Regions from separate parts of the Homo sapiens genome. Here region 2 is linked to region 1. The links are chromatin loops, found by intact Hi-C in ENCODE. Cell type or tissue: natural killer cell. All regions are shown on one strand. Each heading gives the region's core, and the rest is flanking DNA. Links, peaks and the distances in the headings are about the cores only. Region 1 has its middle 71 kb from the start of LINC02993. Region 2 overlaps LINC01412 (long intergenic non-protein coding RNA 1412).

The links. Hi-C counts contacts between places; a loop is a spot of excess contacts. Peaks named below come from ENCODE experiments on the same cell type or tissue, not always from the same donor. Only the 100,000 strongest peaks of a DNase experiment are listed, where the experiment ranks them.
Region 2: a loop joins it to region 1, with 2.8 times the contacts of the local background. A loop is called at or near these places in 3 of 110 quality-filtered maps.

What each region holds. Positions count from the first base shown.
Region 1 is chr2:144,590,358-144,601,261 of GRCh38, forward strand. No RefSeq gene overlaps it. Among named protein-coding and RNA genes, the nearest start is that of LINC02993, 71 kb to the left of the region's middle. In natural killer cell, for the core only: no CTCF peak of the experiment used is centred there; a DNase peak (open chromatin) is centred at 6,074; H3K27ac peaks cover 2,278 bases.
Region 2 is chr2:144,545,065-144,555,968 of GRCh38, forward strand. All of the region lies in intron 1 of LINC01412 (long intergenic non-protein coding RNA 1412), which reads left to right. Among named protein-coding and RNA genes, the nearest start is that of LINC02993, 26 kb to the left of the region's middle. In natural killer cell, for the core only: no CTCF peak of the experiment used is centred there; a DNase peak (open chromatin) is centred at 3,907.

The DNA of each region.
Region 1 (10,904 bases), core at 5,120-7,619:
TGGATTTTGCCGGGCGCGGTGGCTCAAGCCTGGAATCCCAGCACTTTGGGAGGCCGAGGCGGGCGGATCACGAGCTCAGGAAATCGAGACCGTCCTGGCTAACACAGTGAAACCCCGTCTGTACTAAAAATACAAAAAATTAGCCGGGCCTGGTGGCGGGCGCCTATAGTCCCAGCTGCTCAGGAGGCTGAGGCAGAAGAATGGCGTGAACCCGGGAGGCGGAGCTTGCAGTAAGCCGAGATAGTGCCACTGCAGTCCAGCCTGGGCGACAGAGTGAGACTCCGTCTCAAAAAAAAAAAATAAAATAAAAAAATAAACTGGATTTTGAGCTAGGGTTTGAAGTTTATGGGAATGGAATTGAAAAGCACGCAAGCAACCCAGAACACTGTGATTTACACAGGAGACAAGAACATAAGAAAATTGAGGAGCGCTGAAAAAAGGCCATTTTTCATGAGTTCAAGGACTTCTGAGGGATTAGGTGGAATAAGTGAATTTCTAATCCCAGGAGGCTTCTATTCCTCCTAGTCATCTCCATCTCAGCTAATGGCCCACCATCCTCTCAATGTCCAGCTCAAAAACATGACGGTTTTTTTTTATCCCTTTTTCCATCTCATTCTAAAAGATAGCCTGAATCTTCCCTGCTTCAATTCTTCATTAGATCCCCAGCAAGCAGACACTTTGCTATTTGAAAGCCTCAGTCAGATCAAGTTGCTTAATATTCCCCCAAAGGCTGCCCATTGCATTTGGAATAAATTCCAACCTGCAAGTCCCTCAAATTCCCAGCCTAACCTCATTTGGCATTTTCATTATGCATCAGCCTTCCCGCCTCCTTTCTTTTCCGTGGACTCACCAAGCTCATTGTCACCTAAGAGCATTTTTACTAATTTTTTTTGGTCCCTCTCTTCCAATAAAAAATCAGCTGAAATATCCCAGCTTTAGAGAGCCCTTCCCTGGACTAGCAGCCTAAAGCGTTGTGCCCATGAGTATTTTCTCCTCTCATTTGTGAAGAAGCAGGTCACTGTCTTTATATTTATTTTTCAAATCAATCTTTACTCCTCTATCCAATTATATTTCCTTTATAGTTCTTGTACTTTTTTGAAATTATTTTAAAACAATATTATTTGTTATCTTGCTATCTCTCTCTGGGAGAATTTCAGCTCTAGACATTCGGCCTAGAAATTCAGGACTTGCTTTATCTTATCCAGTGCTACAAACTCAGTGATCAGCAAAGTGCTTTGAACATAGTTGGTGCTCAATAAATACCTGTTAAATGGATGAAGATGAATGAAAAGAATGAGGGTGAGGATGGCTTGAGGAATGGGTAGAAGCTTGCATTTTATCTAATACATGACAGAGATTGTAGAATAAATTGGCTATGTTTTTCTACACTCTGTTTCAATAGTCAACTAAGTTGCTTTCTTCTTGCATACCAGCTTATTGATGGTGGGTAGGTGGACTAAAAGCCTTTTGTGTTGCAGGGGGAAAACAAGCCTGAGGTTTAAAGGAAAAAAATGGTCTTAGTGAATCCGCAGGGTGGGTGAGAGCTCAGCCAATATGCTCTTTGGAATCCAGACAATTCAGTGACAGTAACACTAGCGTACAAGTGCTGGGGAGGTCAGATGAGTTGAGTTTGTGACATGTGCAATCACTCTGGATGTGTTTGATTTTCCTACGGTATTTCATGGTGACTTTTAAATTTGAAAGGGAAATGACCTTGTTTCCAGTTCCTTTCCTAGCCAGTATTGCTCCTTCAACAAATTTTGGTATGTTTTATAAGTAGAGTTCTCGAGTATCTTAACAGATGGAGTTTACAAGTTTATTTTCTAGTAGAAATGGTGATTTCAAGACAAGGAAGAAGTTGTAGGAGCTATTTATTTTTACTTTGTAAAAGGAATACCTTCCTGGCAAATATACAAGTCAATAAGCAAGCAGACCCAACAGCTTTCTTGGAAGGAGCCAGCCACTGTAGGTATGGGAGAATTCCTTTGGCTAGCCTTAGCTTCCCTGTGCTTCTCTTGCACTTGTGTTGGCATAGTTGGTGGATGTTATTACTAGCGGTGTGTCCTACACGCCATTCATTCATGGAATATGGCCCTGGGAGAGGAATCTTAATGTGAAAATAAAATTGTCATTGTTTTTCATTGGCTTAGGGGACATCTCACATAATGGAAGCACATCCCTAAATAGAAAGACCTCAATTCAGGAAAAAAAAAAAAATACAAAGAAAAGGTGAGGAGAGAGAGATGTTCTCAGTGCAATCAGCCGGAACTGAAAAATTAAGATTTTGTTTTGTGCAATGCTAGTTGCCTTGCCAGTCTCAAGCTGGCACTGTGGGCTTGCTGGAGCTGCTGAGCCTGAACTGAGGAAAGGAGACAGTTTGCTTCGGGTTTATTACCCAGCCTCACCATGCGTATCAATATGTTTTTGATTTTGTATTTCAAAAATAAGGTGAATGATCTCGAAAGGAAATCATTGCAGGCGATTTTATTTTTTGCTTTTTCTAATGGACAATTAAAAAGCAATCCTGGTCCTATTCCAGAGATTTTCTCATTTCTCAGTACAACTGTAATTTAGGCACACTGAATAGTGTAATGGTGTTATTAGATATTATCGTGTTTATTTTATTCATGAAAATATGTGACACACCTTATTTGTATTCTCCTCCAGGAAATGTCCTGGAATGGGTTTTGTCCTAGTTCCTTTTTGTGCCTGTCATAAGGTGTATGTTAGAGTTTCAGTTCCTAAAAATAAAATAGAATTTCTTTCTTTCTTTCTTTTTTTTTTTTTTTGGAGAGCATAATGATTTTGAGCTTCGAGGAGTTTCAATAGACTATTGTTGTTTGTTTTCTTACAAGGATCCAGCCCACCAAGTCGCACTATGACACACTTCCTATGTCCATGGCAGATATTTATATTTATATTTCAAATTAAAACAAGTATAATTTTCTTCTGAAATTTTTTTGGAATTTTGTTTTTCGTGATCTGTAAGGTAATTGGAGATACCCCAGGCTGTCACAAAACCAGAGCTGGGAATCACTGCTTTAGTGATTAGCACTTTGTAAGCTTTCAAAAAATATTAAAACCAGGATAGGTTGTCTAATTTCTAATGGGTGGATTCACTTTAGTATAATGTAATGTGTTAACAAATGCTCAGAGAGGAGGTTGTGGATCCAGAAAGATGGCTTTTGCAGAAGGCTTTTATCCAAATTAATTCAAAAAATAACAGGAACAGTTGTGTATTGAGGCAGAAGGAATAAGGTGACTCAATTAAATGACAGAGAAATCTCCAGGAAAAAAAACTGTCTTAAGTCAACCCAACCCTAACAGTACAATTTTCATCACTGGAGTCAATAATCCTGTAATAAATGCATAATAACTTTTAAAAAAGGATTCTTTTATTAAGTACTTTTGTATGGTTGGCTATGAACCAAATATTGAAACCAAATATTGCTTTTCTTTACTTTAAAATTGATAAAGCTATCTTCTATGTCTCTAAAGAGAATCTTAAGTGAGAAAGATAAAAAAAGTAATTTGCAAATAAATTCACCTGCTGCATTTGTGCCTGAAGCATCCTATATTTACCTAATTCATTTTTGGCCCTTGCTTAGCTCTAGCCATGGCGACACACTGAGAAATTAATGCCAAGTCCTCCCGGCTTTCTGGAACATTTGCACAGGCAGCAGTGAATAAGCATGGGTACAGAAGCCTTAAGGTTTGGGTCCTACTCAGGAGGGGTCTTCAGAGCTGGTCTTCAGCAGTTTCTGAAGAACCATTGTGCAGTCTGGCTAATTGGTACTGTTAGCCTGTTGCCATTTAGGGAAAGCAATTTGGTCCCTGCCCACATTTAGAGTTGGGCTCAACACACTGGTAGTCCTGGATTGAGAGAGCTCAGAATCTGTCAAGTTGATACTAAAACCTAAATCTGCTTTGTGGGTTTCTGAGACAGATTTTGGAAATTTTTGTGGTGATCATGGATATGCAATTCACAGATCTACTACTGTATACAGAGTTTGAAAAGAAAGTCGAGTAAATTAACAGGTAGACTGAGAGAAGTTATGTTATCCTGAAAACACTTCTGTTTTCTAGTTTGAGCATCTTTTAGTAGGGATGTCTGGTTTGGGTTTCATGAGTTTTTTGCCTGGTGGTCTGCAGGGTAATTTACATTCCAAAAGATAGGCTAGGCTGTCTTCCTCCTGCTCCTGAAAGCTCTGGAAGGTGTTCTCATACCTTCCACATAGTTGTTTCCACAGCCTGTTTTGGGAAGATAATCCTCTATCACTTGATCAGTACAGGTAGCATCTACCTAATACTCCAGTGGTTTTGATTATATTTTTACTATAACTTTTTCCAAGGAATAAAATCGTCTACTGTCTTTAAAAGAGGATATTTAATATTATTTGGAAAACAGTCTCTTTCCTTGTTAACTTTTCCTCATCTTTACCATCTAGATTTGCAGGTACAAACACAAGTGAAGAACCACTTCATACCAGCGGTGATGCTGTGGTCCTGAAGGTGCCAGCTCCTGTATACTTCCCCCTCATTTATTTTTTTTCTTAAAATTAAATTTTCATTTATGTAGTTTACTTCTTAGCTCTCTGCTATTTTTATATTATATCTCACAATTTAGGATTTGCTTGGAATGTAAAATACATTTCAAGCTTGAGGAAGAACAAGACTAGATAAATTCATAACAATTAGCCCTTCTTTTCTTTTCCAGAATGATTGAGAAGGGGAGGAATTGATCCCATTCTACTTGGGGGCAATTAGGCTTTCAGTCTGTGGCTCAGTTCACAAGCATCTGATGCCAGTGGTGCCAAGGTCAAGGGTTTGATCCTCATGTGGGTCAGTTTGCTGCGTGTTTTCTCAACAGATTGTGTGGAAAGTGTGCAGTCACTGGGAAATGCCGGTCATTAAGGGGACTGGTGAACAGATGGGTGGTAGGTGAAAATCTAGCCTCACTCCTGGAAAAACAAAGCCCGTGCCATACTGTCTTTTTTTTTTGTTTTTTTCATCTGGACAGAATGCACCACTTAAAATGTGAGCTTGTTACTCAACCTTCCTTCATCTCTGTTTCCTCATCTGTAGAACGGAGATAAGATTTGCTCCCTTTCTACCTCACCAGGATCTGTGAAGATTAGATAATGGCTGTAAAGTCCTTATACAAAGGTACATACATTACCATAAACAAAGAGATTAGCTGACAAATAAAAAAGAAAATATTGAAAGGACCCCCCAAAGTGTATTGCCTAATACTTTTGCATTAGTATCAGTAGTTTGCAGTGCAATCCATTTGGAGTTTGGTTTGGCTGAAAAAAGTTAGGTGTGAGTTGTATAACCTCTCTATTAGTAAGGATAAAAAAATGGTTTGATAGTGAACATTTGTATTAATAAAAACAAAGTGGGCTTTGAATCTGAAACAGGTTTCATTTGAAAAGGAGGTGAAGGCAAAGGTCTCTAGGAACATATGTGCCACTGAGCAATATTTGCATATATTTGATCTGCAAGCACGCTTCAGTGATTTTCACAGTATACCTTGGAGTTTAGGTTGTAGCAAAGAGCCGTTACCATTGCTCAGCAGCACGATCTACTCTCTCCAGCTTTATTATGGCATACAGCGACAACTTCATTTTTAGTGTTAAAAAAAATCCTCTTCACTTAATTCAGACAGTGACCTGCAGGCCTCATTCTGACTGAAGGAGCCATTCAGAATACTTCCAGACAAAAGCAGGGCTTTTTCCTAGCAACCAGATCAAAGCCAAATCTCCCAGAATAGCTCCCTCCCAGGTTTCCTTTGGCGCATAGGTTCACAAGGATTGTAAGGCTCGTGGTATCCAGTTCAAACTTCTCTTTCACACTGCAATGGAAAGGAAAACTCCTGAGGAATTTTCACAGACTCTGAAAGCTGGCGAGCCTTGCAAAGAGCACTTAATCCTGGGAGAACATGGTGGTCATTGGGAGCATCCCTAACTTTGTTATCGCCTGCATCTGCATGTACATTCTGTCGGACTCTCAGAGAATGAGGTCTCTGTTTCCTTTCTGCCAGTACCTAATATCAGCTATGCCCAGGAGCCGGCTGATGAAGACTTCCTGTTTGTTTTGAGTCACTGTTAGAGTGATAAATATACTTTAGCTTTCTGCTTCGAGAGGAAAGAAACCAGCTGCCCTGAACTGAAGAGAAAAATGCAGAAATTCCACTGAATGGCCCTGTTATCATGGAGTTTCAAGGGCAGCATAAAAATGAAAACTATAAGCCTGGGCAAAATGAATAATTTCCATATTAAAGCATTTTGCTGCATGCATAGACCTAAGTTGTTTGTCTTTAATCATTTAGGCGAACCATGCATTTTTCACTCTTCTAAGACTAACTCAGCGTTTAGAAATTTTTAAAAAATGTAAACTTACACTACAGAGTAATGGTAAGTTATATAAATAAACAATTACAGTTGTGGTTTTTTGATCTGACCACAAGCTTTTAATGCCACTTTTTTTTTTTGCATGAACATATAATGCTTCTGGATAAACAATAATGTTTACATTGTCAGGGCATCTACTGTTGTATTGAGTCATTTACATACATGATTATTTGGATATAGAGTAACCCAAGAACAAAAGAATATTATAAAATTATTTAAAACCAGAATGACAGGAAATCCTTTACAGCTTAAATAGCACTTCTTAAATGAACTCATAGACTTTCTAAGTTGTGTTTATATCTCATTTTTGTCCTTTTATTTTGAATAAAATAAAAGGATGTTGGATTTGATGACCAGTGTCCTTTGAGTGGAAATTACTATGTTAACTCTGACCTGGAAGACAGTGAATTTAGAATGCTTGTTAATGTGAATGTCGTGATCACTGCATTCGGCGGGCTTTTCTTTTTTAGGCTTGGTATAGACTTGACTTCTAGAAGTTGCGAGTTGGAAAACATGGCAACAATTTGCATGTGCTTGGAGTGGGTATGAGTTGCTTATTTCCTCCCAGTAGGTATGGTCTCATTAAAACTATTTCTAATAGTAGAAGATGAGTAATTTGCTAATAATCTATGATAAATCTTTCTGTCCAGGATAAAAGAAATGTTTAATTAGGAAATTCAAAATAAAATTAGCATTAACACTTTCATGCTGTCAAATTAGTGATGTAGACAGGGAGGCAGGATGGTGTGCATCGGCCTTATGTCAATGTATCTGGATGCATTTGTAAATTAAGACTTAAAAATGCACATGATTAGCTGTATGTAAAAAGGTTCCTCAACATACTAAAGTCAATGATTGGGCCATCAACACAGCGGCTTCCTAGATGGGAGAATTCCAGCGCCAAAGGCTTAATGGAGAATGGGTCCTTAGCCTTTAAAATCTCACATCAAAGGAAAATCATGTGAAAGCGGCAACCCATAAAGGAGGACATGCATTTAGAGATGCTCTGCACATTAGTTAAAACAAAGCCAATTATGCTAAATATTGTTTTTACATTATAAATATGTTGTATGTACTGTGTGTCTTTTTTATATTCTCACTTTACTGACAGAGGGAGGAGGAGAAGGAAGTATTTTTAAAACATGACTAAGGATGGAAGGATTAAAGGACCGAATAATATATTTTCTTGTCATAATGGAGACCTGTAAGTACATGAACTTAGAAATAATAGAACCAGAGAATGGATGGTATTAGGAGGAGAGGAAAACAAATAGCAAAGCCAATATTTTCTGTGGGTAGGAAAGAAGGGTATAAAATTTATTAGATAAGTGTATTGCAAAGCCAAGTATGGCAGGGAACAATTTTAGTGGATATATCTGCTTCTGTACTTTTAAGAGGAGGTTAGAATTTGACATAAATAGATGAGATGGGGTTTAGGTGAGGTGTTTTTGGTAAAATCTATCATTTAAAATAAAATGGAACTTTAATTGGGTGGGACCTATCACTTACCAAATGTAAAAAGGTGTGATAAAACCGCGCTTTACTTTTTTCAGCACTAATGAATGTCAAATACCTAGTGCTGAAGTGAAACTATTATGGTCAAATTGACGCTACACATGTCAAATCGTCATTCTTCTCAGCAACAGTAATTGCTTAGATTGTTTAAAACTAGCTTTGGTTGTGATGGTACATTTGTGATCCAGCCTTAAGGAATGAAAAAGCTGTAGGAATTCTCCCCACTTATAACCAACATCCATTTCTACATGATTGAATAAGAACATAATAATCACTTCTTATGTTTGCAGATTACACTACAATTTACGAAATGCTTTCACTTGTAACACTTTGAGTGATCCTTGGTTGTGTCTGGTTCTGGTTGTAAATGGGAACAGTAACAGGTAGTCCTCTGTCCTATGCCAGTGGCCATGATGCCAGCAATGTGGTTCCTTTTTAGGGGGCAGCCATGTCCCCCACCCTGCCTAACAACATTTCAGGAGCATCTTCCTATGAAGCAGATGCTGGAAAATGAGTATTTTTGAGTGTAGTCACTTGTAGAAAAGTGAAATCAAAATGTGTTCCATAGCAATTAACCCCATATTTCCCTAAACTTATCGTGACACCACATTCCTGATCACAAGAGTTTTAGACTGTTCTTTTGAAGAAGGTGAGGAATAGGCAGGGGAATAACGACTACGAGATATTTAGAATCATTTACTGTGTGAGTGAAGGCTTTTAAAAAAGAATTCATTTACTGGAAGTAATGAGGATGAGGAGGGGTTTTTCACACCTGTTTTCACACTTATGAGGTGATAAGTCCAGCCCTCACGAATAAAATGGCAGGTTTCACACTAAACCCACCCAGGCATACTCCTCTAGTCTCCTAACTCATTTATTCTTTGAGAATAAAGAGTCAGAGGCAAGATCGCTTGCTCAAATGAGTGTCGGAGAGTAGTTCCTGTCATTCTTGCTTTGCCATGCTGTCTTCCAGATAGATGTATATGCCATGATCTGCATATCATGTATGGATCTCCAGACCACCATTGCTAGTCTCCAACGACTTTCACTCTAGACCAACAACCTTCTTCTTTGTACTATTACTCTTGATCTTTATATTCAGTGAATTAGACAACTGCATTTATAAATTTTACCAACTGGACTCACACAGTTTTTACATGTCTTGGGTCCTCTTGACCACCATTTCTATCCTGCTTCAGGTACTCATTGACATGAATGTAATTTAATTCACACCATATTTCACCTCTCAAAATGCCTATGTGGTCACAATCTAGAGTCATGGAATGTTTCTTCAAGTGGAATCAACCTCAGAGATTATGTAGGGCAATATCTAAAAACCAACGAACAGAACTCTTGTTTACTGACTCTCAGGCTCATTCTTTAGCATTTTTCATCAGGTCAGGAAATGCCACCCTCATCTACACAGTTGTTGAAAAGAAAAACTCCCAGGACTCCTGCTTGATTCTTATGACCTTCACCACCCTCTATCTAGTCATCAGTCAATCTTATCTTCTTGCTATCTTGAATCTATCCAATTCATTTTCAAGAGCCAGCCATCATCTCTCACCTTGATATGGTAAAAGCTTAAAATGCACCTCCTTGCTGCATATTCTCTCACATTTTCCTGTGTTATTTTCTACATATCACTTTCTGAAACTTTGTTTGTGGATTTGCTTCCTTTGTGATTTTCTGGCTTTGCTACCTCTTAGTAGGATATCAGTTCCAGGAGAGTGGATACACTGAGTATAGAGTGCAACATCAGAGGCACTCAATGAATATTTGTTGAGTAAATGAATTCCTACTACACAGACTAGAAATATGGGTCACAAAGAAGTTAAGTGCATTTCTAAGGCTCACAAGATTAGTTAGTAAATCTACAGCTAGAATTTAGGACTCGATTCTCTGTCTAAAGCTCTTGTCATTTACCATATTGTGGCTACTATTATTATTACCTTGTAAGACTGTATTATATAGATTTAGGAATGCTGTCCTCAGAGCTTCTGGCTTGCACTGTGGGGCTGTCTGGAAAGTGAGTGCAACTAATTATAAGATCAGTAACTAAGTGGCTGGCTAAAGTCCAAGACAGACCTGTTGCAATAAATTCTACTCTTTAGCAAAATTTTAGCATACTGTCCAATGTAGGTAAGTAGCTTTAAAGACCTCTGCAAACTTCAACCTTCTAGGTGATCATCCAATATTATTTTAGTTGTAATGTCACTTTTAAATATAAAACCATTTAATCTTTCTTTCCTTCTTTCTTTTTCCTTTTTTTCTTTCTTTCTTTTTCTCTCCTTCCTTCCTTTCCTCCCTCCCTCCCTTCCTTCCTTTTCTTTATTGATGGAGTCTTGCTATGTTGCCCAGGGTGGAGTGCAGTGGCTATTCACAGGAATGATCTTAGTGTACTACAGTCTCAAATACCAGGCCTCAAGCGATCTTCCTGCCTAAGCCTCCCAAGTGGCTGGGACCACAGGTGCATGCCACCACACCCAGCTATTTAATTTTTAATGTAGTTTTTCCTTCTGTCTCTGGGAAGTACATTTCCACCTTTTAAGGCATATCTTTCTTTCTGTGCTTGTGTTTTGAGTCCAATTTTTCAGCCTCTTTTGAGATTTTGTTTACTCATGCAGTGGTAGCCTCTTTCCTACAACCCTGCCTTTCCCTCTTCACTGCCTTCATTTGTAAGCTACAGTGCATGGGCATTAGAGTCTGGACCTCAGCTGAACCCAGGCTTTCCCACTTACAAGATTTTTGGCAGCGGACAGGTTACTTTATTCTTCTGAACCTTGATTTCCTTGCACATAAAATGGGGATAAGGGAGGGCAATTGTGTCAATTAAGTAAAAAACATGTTAACTTCCTGACATATAATATGCACCTAATGATAGCTATAAACATTATAAAAACAATCAGATTTCGCTTATCTGAAAAAAGCATTAACAGAAATGAAGACAACGCCAACATTCTCTTAGCTCTGTTC
Region 2 (10,904 bases), core at 2,865-5,364, 48 kb before region 1:
GATCCGCCTGTCTCAGCCTTCCAAAGTGCTCGGATTACAGGCATATTGTGTTTTTAATAATTTTACCTATAATATATGTAAAGCATCCTACATCTGACTGGACAACTTTTTAAATACAGTAATTATCTGGTTACCCCTGCTTTTAACAGTTTGGCCATTCATTTGTTAATTTAATATTTATGTCATGAAGCTATCTTTTCTCTTACTACATAAAATCTACCTTAGCACTAAATGAAATGCTGGTAAGAATCCACAATAAAGATAAACAAAAAAATCATAACTAGAATAGAAGATTTTTAAATATATTTCAATTTTATGTTCTGATTTAGATACTCTGATTTTAGAGTATTTTTCCAGCATTTATGGTAGTTTGTTAAATATTGGGAAACCTCAGCATGGCTATGTTTTGGAGGCAGGTATAATGGGAAGGCAGAGGCATCAGATGCCTTTAAACACCAAGTACTTAATCAATATATTTCCTTATTCCTAATATCTGCTTTAGATATTTCATTCTTCTTCTTGTCATGTTTTTCATTGCTCTTCATGCCTTTTTTAGAGGCTTTTTTGTTTTTGGTTTTTTTTTTTTAAATAGAAGCCGATGTTACCATTTGGCATATGTCTCCCTTGGCAGTGACATCTTGAAAATTAAAAAAAATAATACCTCCCTCGCATGCATCCATTCAGGCTGCCTGTAACTGCACTGTACTTCGAAATGTGTCACCTTAGGAAATTCTGCAAATTGTTCATAACATTGTCTCTATAAATGTTTTGGAAGGGCTTTACTGTCAGGTCAGCTTTCTAAGGGCTAGAAATATGTCAAACTGGCAGCTTTACCTTTATTTAAGAGCCAAAATACAAATAAGTAGATTACAAAGCAATCAATCAATATAGCATTGCAGGATGTCATGGTTGGCATTGACCTCAGAGTTCGGCCCTGTCATTTTACAGATGAGTAAACTTGTCCGTAAACTCTGCAGGAGACAGGGTTTTGTCCTGACTCAGTTACAGCCAATCAGGTAACCTTGGACATGCTGCTGTGCCTCAGTTTCCTCATCTGAAACAGATGAGATTTCCCTCTGTTAGATCATCTCTGAGGCATTTTCCCAGATGTCAATTTGTAAGGTGTCATGACAAATTTGATATATTGTATTTGATATATTTCCAGTCCTTAAAAAACTTCTGACCTCACATAAAAGATCGCTCTAATCTTTTATGTGGTCTCCTTATATATTCTTTAAAAGTTGGAAGCACTATCAATTTATAGTTATTGGCAGAATCATAACTTTTATTCACTGTTGAAAGAATAAACAAATGAAGATCTTTTTCCCAGTCAGAGCATTTCTTCACTTTTTTTTCCCTCCCTGGTTTGTTGTTGTAGGGTTGCTTGGGGATATTAGGTTACTGACCTTTGTTTTCCTTTCTACAAGAAGCTTTCACTAAAGTATTTTTGAGGGGGGTCTTATAGGAAACAATGACTCTCACATGCAAGTAATTAAATGGAAAGAAAAAATGGCACACATTTGACTTGATTAATTTTCTTTCTTTCTGTAAACCTGTGGATCCTAACCTGAAAGTTGTGTGCAAGAGTCCACAGTCTCACTGAGATATTTTATCTTTTGCATTACACTAAAGTCTCCAGGTGAATTTAGTACTCCTGTAAGGCCTGGGCAGGCTAGTTTGGCAAACAATGTAATATGACATGATGCACGCTTTTTTACTCAACTGTAAATATCTATTTCATTCAGATATCACCTGCTATTCTTAAGGCAAGTCTTTGGAATAGAGACCCTAAATGTGTCAAAAGTATGTAATGTGTTTGTGATAGAAATAAATAGAGACCAGGGTGACTTAACACACGGGGTTTCACATGTGCGGGCCAGCACTTGCAGAATTCTAAAGTAGGTTATGTTAGCCTTCCCACTTTCAATGCCTTTATGGATGTGGTGTTTATATATCCTAGATTTTCCAGGGCAACTCTGGGTTGTAAATATTCTGTCCTGTTGTTCCCATAAGCACAATCATACTTGTCAAGCTACGTGTCACGAGTTTTGGTTTGGAAAATATGGACTCCGTATGTACATCAGAGCCTGTTTTTTCTGGCCCGATGCCCTGTGCTATTCCTCTACTCTGCCCTACCCCTAGCCCACTTCCCATTCTCATCAAAGCCTTGTTTCTGTTACAGTTCACTTGCTCATGTTGTCTATGCCTAGTGTCTAGGGGGCAAAGTGAACAGTAAACTAATCTGTGCTAACGGGCAAGTGGAGAAAATCGGGGTCAGGAGAATCCGCACATCCAGAGTGCTCTGTCTCCTCTCAGGTAGCATAAGTTGTTCTCTGGAAATAAGGCCGTAGTTTCATTTATCTCTAAGACAAAGAGTCTTTCTATGGTTGGTTGACTGAGGCAGATTTCTTGGAGGAGGCAAGGGTCCTCTGCATTTCATCACAAAGATGGCAATTTCTCCGTCAATACCTTGGACCAGCTTTGCAGATGTGTCCTCGACGTGATTAGTCCCCTGTAGTGGTAGGAAAGGAATAAAAGCCCAGTGTGCCAGCTTTACTCCTCGACCGACAACAATTTCTTCTGGTATGTGTACACTGCTCAAATGCTCTTTTTACAAAGTTGGAAAGCAAGATTGCTTCATGACAATATTTGCTGAGACAGCAAGACAATCTATGCCTCTCCATTGTTAAATCCCTGAGCCCTACCCAATCTGACTTTAAAAAAAATTATTCTTTCATCAGGAGGCTGTGTTTAACATTTGTAAAAAGACGTTTAGGATTATTTGAAATATTTTGTAGATTTCAAGTTCATTGTCTGTCATTTTCCTTTTAGCCTAACCTTGTTATTTCTGTTTATTGTATGTGATTTTATTACATAAACATATACAGATTTCCACTAATTGTTTAAACATCTTGCTTTAAAAATCTCTGCTTAAGCACTTTTATTTGTATCACTTTTTTTCTTGTCTTGATTTGGTTCTTAACTGTGATAAATTTCAATGGAATCTCCTCTAACTCTTTAAGAAATAACTCCTCATTTTTCTGTGTTAAGCAGTTTACCTTTTAGAAATTTAATCAGCATTCCTTTTGGCACTTTGTATTATCTTAAAAAGCAACATTAGTACCTTGGCTTTTCAGTCCTGAGAGCATTTGCTGAACCAGATGGTTTCAATATCGTCTATTATTTTTAATCATACATGGTTAAGTCTCAAGAACCAGTCTCTTGAGACTGTTGACTATTTAGGAAGCTAGAAGAGCAAGCACACATCTTTAGAAACAGGATGTACATTTAGTATCATTATTATCCTAACCAATATCTGAGTAATTGAGCCACCTTATTATCAGATTCAGGCTTTTCTAACAGTCTATTATCAGTTTCTTTTTCTGAACTTTTATGTCTACATTTGGGGAATTTAATGCTATTATAGACTCACTGGTCACTTTTGTAAACTATAATCTCCCATAGCAATAATTGTTTTTAATTCCAGGCATAGTACATACCAAGCATATTAACTTCTAAAATCTTTTTTTTTTTTTTTTTTTGAGCCAGGGTCTCACTCTGTCACCTAGCCTGACTAATTTTAAAAAATTTTGTAGAGATAGGGATCTCACTAAGTTGCCCAGCCTGGTCTGAACTCCTGGGCTCAAGCAATCCCCCTGCCTCAGCATCTCAAATTGCTGAGACTACAGGTGTGAGCCACTGCACTTGGCCAACTTCTAAAATCTTAATGACAAAACAAAAAGATTAGTATTATTATCTCCATTTTACAGATGGGAAAATAGGTTTCAAAAAGGTAAACTATATTTTTTTCCATTTCATGACCAATAAGAATGAGGCTTACATTCAAGTCTAGTCTCTGTCTATTTTGATCATTTCTAAGTCTGTCTGACTTAGAAACCCCCACTTCTAACCACTGTGCCATAGCACTTCCTGCTAACCCTGAATAAAGGTGTCTGTTATGTAAATCAACATATTCATTGACAATGGACTTCCTTTTTGTGTACTGCAATATGCATATATAAAAGCATTCAATATTAGCCTTGTCTGGTTTCTTTTTTATTTGAAAAATACCAACCCCCCCACATAATAATAGTTATAAAATTATATAAAATAAGAAGCCAAAAACTTTCCTGACCCTCCAAGGTCATACTTTAAAAGTTCTCCTAGGCATATCTAGATGTGACTCCATATACATTTTCTTTTTAATTTTTAAAGTCTTATCTTGAGGTTTATTACCAAAATTACTACACCTTATCACTTTCTGCTTGCATAGCGAACATAGAAAAATTTATTTTTCTGGAAAATACTGTGACGTATCTTCATGGTTTTTTACTTTTTTCCCTTTTTTAAAAAATAAGGATTTTGAGAACCAGAGTCTGCAAGCTGTGAAATGGTCAGGCAAATAGTTTGAAAATACTGACTCTCCACTTTTCACCTGATATTTGCCTATTGTTAGACTGCAGGAAGGGGGATTTAGTGAAATAAAATATTTAATATTTCATACTTTTTTTTTCCTATGTGGATGGTTGGAGATTCTTACAGATAATTTCTTCTTTTAGATCAGAAACTCCTGTTAAAAACAGACATTTAGCATAGGCTTTTCTAGGCTTCCGTCTTCTATTAAAAAGTAGGGGCATATTCATAATGAAAAAGTTGGGGAGATGAGAATGAAAGGGCTATAGGAAAGGGCATCATCATTAAAGAAGTTATAGGAACACTTTTTCAGCTCCTTTGAATCGACCAGAGTTGATCTTAGACAAAATTCCATGGAAGGCAGAGTTTACCTTCATTCTTGTCTTCACTGGGGCCACTGCCTTCTCTCCTTCGGGCTCCAACCGAAGCCTATAAATCTATTACATTTCTGTTTACATGGCAGGACCTTTGTTTTGATCTCTGCTGGACTGTAAGCTATGAGGGACCTTGTTTTTGTAACTATCCCAGTGCCTGATTAGTGCTTAAAAGACAGGTATGAGACGAAGACAAACACATTCATGAGTGATTGGATGACAATAATTACTGCTGTTTGGGGTCCTCAGAGTAAATAGTATGCAAATTTTCAATAGGGCATTAACATCAGTGTGAGAGGCAGAATGTACCACTGGATGGAGCACAGGTTTAGGGGTAATTTCTCTCCCAAACCCTCCACTTACTAGGAGTATGATCTTTCTTTGCCAAATTCTGAGGATTTTTTTTTTTTTGGTCTCAGTTGTTCCATCTGTGTTATGGGCATATTATCACTCATGGCCTTGTGCTACTGTCAAGGTTCAATGATAAGGCCGGGGCGCGGTGGCTTACACCTGTTATCCCAGCACTTTGGGAGGCCGAGTTGGGTGGATCACTTGAGGCCAGGAGTTCGAGATCAGCCTGTCCAAAATGGTGAAACCCCGTCTCTACTAAAATAATAATAATAATAATAATAATAATACAAAAATTAGCCTGATGTGGTAGTGCACACCTGTAGTCCCAGAACCTGAGAGGCGGAGGTTGCAATGAGCCAAGATTGCACAACTGCACTCCATCCTGGGCGACAGAGTGAGACTCCGTCTCAAAAACAAACAAACAAAAAGATTCAATGATAAAATGATGCAATGTGCTTAGCTCTGATCTTTAGACTACATAGACTATAGATAGCGATAGTAATACGATTACTACTACTATTAATGAGAATTCAGTAAATGCATAATTATTTGTGGAGCCTTGTTTGTGCCAGACCCCACTCCGGACATTAGTAATTCAGTAGAAGACAAAAACAGACAAAAATCCCTCCTCCCAAAAAGCTTACATTTGAATAAGACATGAAAAATGAATAAGCTAAATATAGAATATATTAGGAATGATAAGTGTGATGGAGATGCCTAAAGTGTAGAAAGAGGATAGTGAGGTGGAAGGGTCTGGAACTTTAGATCGGATGGCCAGGAAAATCCTCACTGAGAAGTGTGTAGAGGCTTGAACAAAGTGGGGGAGCAAGCTTTAGGAGGGAAGAGCAGTCCACAGGACAAGTCACCCTAACCACTTAATTATTAAAATCCTTCTCTGCTGAGGTCACCCTTTGGTAAGCATTCACATGGGACACACATAACTTTACGGTTTTTCCCATTCAGAAAGGCCTATCCTCTTACTCAAATTTCCTTGACACCAATTTTCCAGTCATGTTTCTTCCACATCCCTGACCATCCAGCAAAATCATTGTCTATGGCCCGTAAATTGGTATATCATTGTGGTCTGGCTGTATCTCCTTCTAAGCAAAATGCACAACCAGGTGCATTGTCTAAAGTTTTGCCCACTGGGAGAATTTCCCTTCACCACTGTTTTTCAGGGATGTTTTAGAGAGGGCTTGTGGTGCTGTAGTTGTCCACTTTTGTGTGGTGCCTGAATCTCATACAGAACCACCTGTAAACCAGCCCTGAGTCTTCTATTTTCTGGTAAACTGGTTTGTAGAGAATTCCCTGTGAGGTCACAGGTGCATGCTGGAAGAGAGAAGGTAGAATAGCAGCAGTGGGGGCCATGGACATTCGGGCCATTTCATGTTACTTACTTATGCTTCCAGGGCCTGCTCAGGCCTCATGATGTTGTGTGCCACTTCTATGTGATGATGGAGTGTTGTGGTGCATTCCCAACTTTATGGCTTGATGGCTCAGCTGAAACCCAGTTCGTGATGGGTAGCTCAGGTCTTCTGGTAACTTGATGGCCCAAGGTCTAGCATTCAGTTTCCTTTAAGGCCAAGGGCTCTCTCTCTCAAAGGAGAGTAGTTATCTGCAGATGATGGCAGGGCCTTGCTCCAAAATCCTAAAAGCTTGATCCTTGATTCCCCTATGGGGGTTTGCCAAAGGCTCAAACAGCATCTCTATCTGCCACTGACATTTTAAGTACCATTAGATCTTCCAGATCACATAGTCCAAGTGTCAGAGGAGCTTGAATGGCAGCCTAAATCTCTTGCAGAGCCTTCTCTTATTCTGGGTCTCACTCAACACTACCAGCTTTTCGGGTTACTCAGTAAATGGGCTAGAGTAATAACATACCCAAATGAGAAATCTATTGCCTCCAAAATCCAAATAGGCCCAATAAATGTTGTGCCTTTTTCTCGGTTGTAGTAGGGGCCAGATGCAACAACTTATTCTTTACCTTAGAAGGGATATCTTGGCATGCTCCCTACCACTGGATGCCTAGATATTTCATTAAGGGAGAATGTCCCTGATTTTTAATTGGATTTATTTCCCACCTTCTGAGATGCGAATGTCTTACCAGTAAGTAGTCGTTACTTTTCCCTCACTAGGTCCAGTCAGTGTAATACCATCAATATAGTGGATCAGTGTGCTATCTTGTAGAAGGGAAAGGCAATCAAGATCCCTGTAAACTAAATTCTGATATAGGGCTGGAGAGTTGATATACCAGAATAACATTTACTTAGCATTTGCTATATGCTGAACACTGTGCTAGTTCATGGGACATACAGTTAAATAAAAATGTAATCAGTACTAAGGAACTTGTACTATAGCTGGGAGAGTTCAGACTCTCTTGTGTAGTTCAGGGAAATACTCAAGGCAAATATGCTTGGTGCTCTGGAATTTGTATCAAGTAAGTGTCATCCATTACCTTAAAGGAAGGGTGGCGAGGCAGGAGGATCACTTGAGCCCAGCAGTTTGAGACCAGCCTGGGCAACGCTGGGAGATCTTGTCTCTATAAAAAATTAGCCTGACATGGTGTCATGTGCCTGTGGTCCCAGCTACTTGGGAGGCTGAGGTAGGACAATTGCTAGACCAGGTATTTGAGCCTTCAGTGAGCTATGATTGTGCCAGTGCACACATTCTAGCATGGGTGACAGAGTATAACTCTGAAAAAAAAAAAAGAAAGAAAAGAAAGAAGGAAAAAAAGAAAAAAGAAAAAAGAAAGAAAGGAAGAAAGAGAGAGAGAAAGAAAGAAAGGGAAAAGAAAGGAAGGAAGGAAGGAAAGTAAAGGAAGGAAGGAAGAAAGAAAGAAAAGTAGCCATATAGTTTATCATCCAAATTGGAAGACTTTTGAGCTGGAACAGAGGCATTATTAATTGCTTCAGGTAAAGAGACTCAAATCAAGACTGTCCCAGGCAAACTTGGACCCAAGGTCTTTCTATTCTGAGGTCCACTTCAATAGTAGTTTTGAATACAGGTGGTGAGAAAGGAGAATAACATGTCACCAACTTTTCAATTTTTTGATGAATTATTATGTTTTACCTATCAAAATATGTATTGCCTGAAAATTAGGAATAACATAAAGTCAAAATAAAGGAATATTAATCACAGGAGCAAGATGTTTGTATGTTTAATAAGTAGATGATTTGCCATACGTTATGTGAATGTGCGTCCATGAGTGTTCTTATGAAGAATGTTCTGTTCTGAGTCCCTGTTTGAGGAGCATGATTAAGTGAAATTTGACCTGACGTCTTATACAAAGCATAGAGAAAGCTCCCCATGTCTTTCTTTCCTTGGATGGTTTTATTTTGACTCATCATGTTTTGCTTCTTGGAAAGTGTTTGTTATTCTTACTAAGTGACTTAAGGGTTTTTAGACATCACTCATATTTGGACCAATGAGGCAAAAGCATGTGAAGGATTTACAGCTTGCATGCAAGTTTCATGTGCTGGAGGTACAGTATGTATAGACCCTACCTTTGGAAAGAGACTATTTTCTGCTGGTGAAACAGGCCTGAGGCTTTTTGGTCATTGCAGTGAGAGTGTTAGTGACTAAATACAGATGCATTTTAGTGCACTGTAATGTGATTTTAAAAATTGTTCTAACAATCAATTTACTGTTGTCATCACATCTCCTCTGATTTTCAAGTGCAAATGTAACACCATTGTTCTTATTAACAATTACAAAAAAGTTTTACCCCTTAAGTTTCCATTATAAGGGATGCATTCCTGAAGTCATGGTTACATTAAAATTCTTACTACAAATGAAGCCAGCTAAAAATGTTTACCAACTTGAATTGAGCTCATCATGTTTTGTTTGCTGAATAGTGTTTTGTGATTTTACCAACATAAGAATGAGTCTCCAAACTATTTTTAAAAGTAGAGCTTTTACTCTAAAGAAGTGCTTGCCTCATTTTCTTCGTGCTACTCCAAACAAGATGTTGTTTATTACTTTGAAACACTATATGTAAACCCCAGGAATATGTTAAATATGATTGAAGTCTTGGCTGTCTTTAACAAATTGAAGTTTCCAGAAATTTAGCTGTGTTTAAAAACCAAAGCCATGTTTTCAGGAAAGATTTCTATTTCCAAATATGTGGTTGCCCAAACCTTTTATGTTTTCATGTCAAATTCAGCTGCCAAATAACACACACTGTACCTTAGCTATAATAAAAAAAAAACACAAACCAACACATAGACTTCAGATTTTAAAAAGCACTGCAAGAACAACTATGATCATATTTCTTGAACTTATGCTATTCATATGCATATAAGCATGTTTTAGAGTAAGTTCTGTGAGGCATCGGTCACTTCCACTGGTACAAATTGACATGCACAGCACAAGATTGGCACTATGCAACAGCCGATCTGGGAAAATACAGGAATTCCTAGCCAGACCAAAATATGAGGTCAAGGAAGTTGCTTTTATAATAATAGTGGTTATCTGTTTAATGTGTGATCTGGCAGTGATATGATGTTGACCATAGGCAATTATGCATATTTCTAAACTGGTTGTATGCAAGCCTGGAGTAAGAGAAATCCCCCAGTTTGTGATAAAAGGCTATTTATTGCCCTTTTATTTCCTTCAAATGCTTTACTTAATCATTTATAAAAGACAAATTAGTAGTGAATACCAATTTCATTTTGTGTTTTATTCTGTATTCATTCCTACACGTTTGGGATATCTATTAATATGAGCTCTTAATAGTTTTGGCACAAGTTCAATGTCAACGAATGAATGATGTACACATTTTATAGTCTTCTTAAGGGATAATAATGTGGTTCAGTGACAGTGTGTCTTGATTTCTTTGGGGGCAGGGCACTCTGATATGAGTCATAAGGGATAAAGACTATTAGTTATTTTTCCCTCAGCTAGCGCAGTGATGCAAAATTTTTCTTCCATTATAGAACATTTTCTTAGAATATCAGGTTTAGTGTATAGATTAATGCTTAAGAAACTGGCTGATCACATGGGACTATCTTTTGCTTTATCCTTTCAATGTGACTGAAAATTTATATTCCATATTTTCATATCAATGACAATGTGATGACACGGCAAAGGAGTTATACTGGCTTGTTGCACACATCAAATGTAATATTCTTTTCTTTGCAGAAAAAATATGTTTATTTTGAACAAGAGAAAAGAACTTGAGCATTTCAAGTATCAGGAAAGCTATCTGGGAGAGAATAGTGACTGGCTGCTATTTACCTACTCTGAGGGCAGAACAAAAAGCAATGGGATTGGGTTGTAGTAAAATAGGCTTAAATTAGTCTTGCAGAAGCACATAAATAAAACACTACAATGGGTCACAATAGTTGCCCTTTTTGTTCCCAGGGACTGGGTCTACTGTACTCACCAGGATTCAACAATGGTCCCTGGCACAGACAGGTGCTCAACCAATATTAAATGCATAAAGTGAGAGACTGGATTAGGGAGATGCTTATAGAGGCAAAGCATGAGATCCCAATGTAAGGTATAGATTTTAAGGATTAATGGTGCCATTGCTTTAGAAATTCAGTGTCATCCACAAGGAAATTAGAATTGTAAATATTGAAAAATCTCCATGGAATTTTAAATTATATGCATATGCCGTAATTACTCCCACAATTTTCCAAATTTTCCAGACATTTCACCATTAAAGTGGTACAGTAGAAAGGATGGGAGTCTATAGCATTGGAAGTGGTGGACTAGGAGAGTTCTGGCCCCAGCATAATTCACTACTGGTGGGGATCCAGGGCT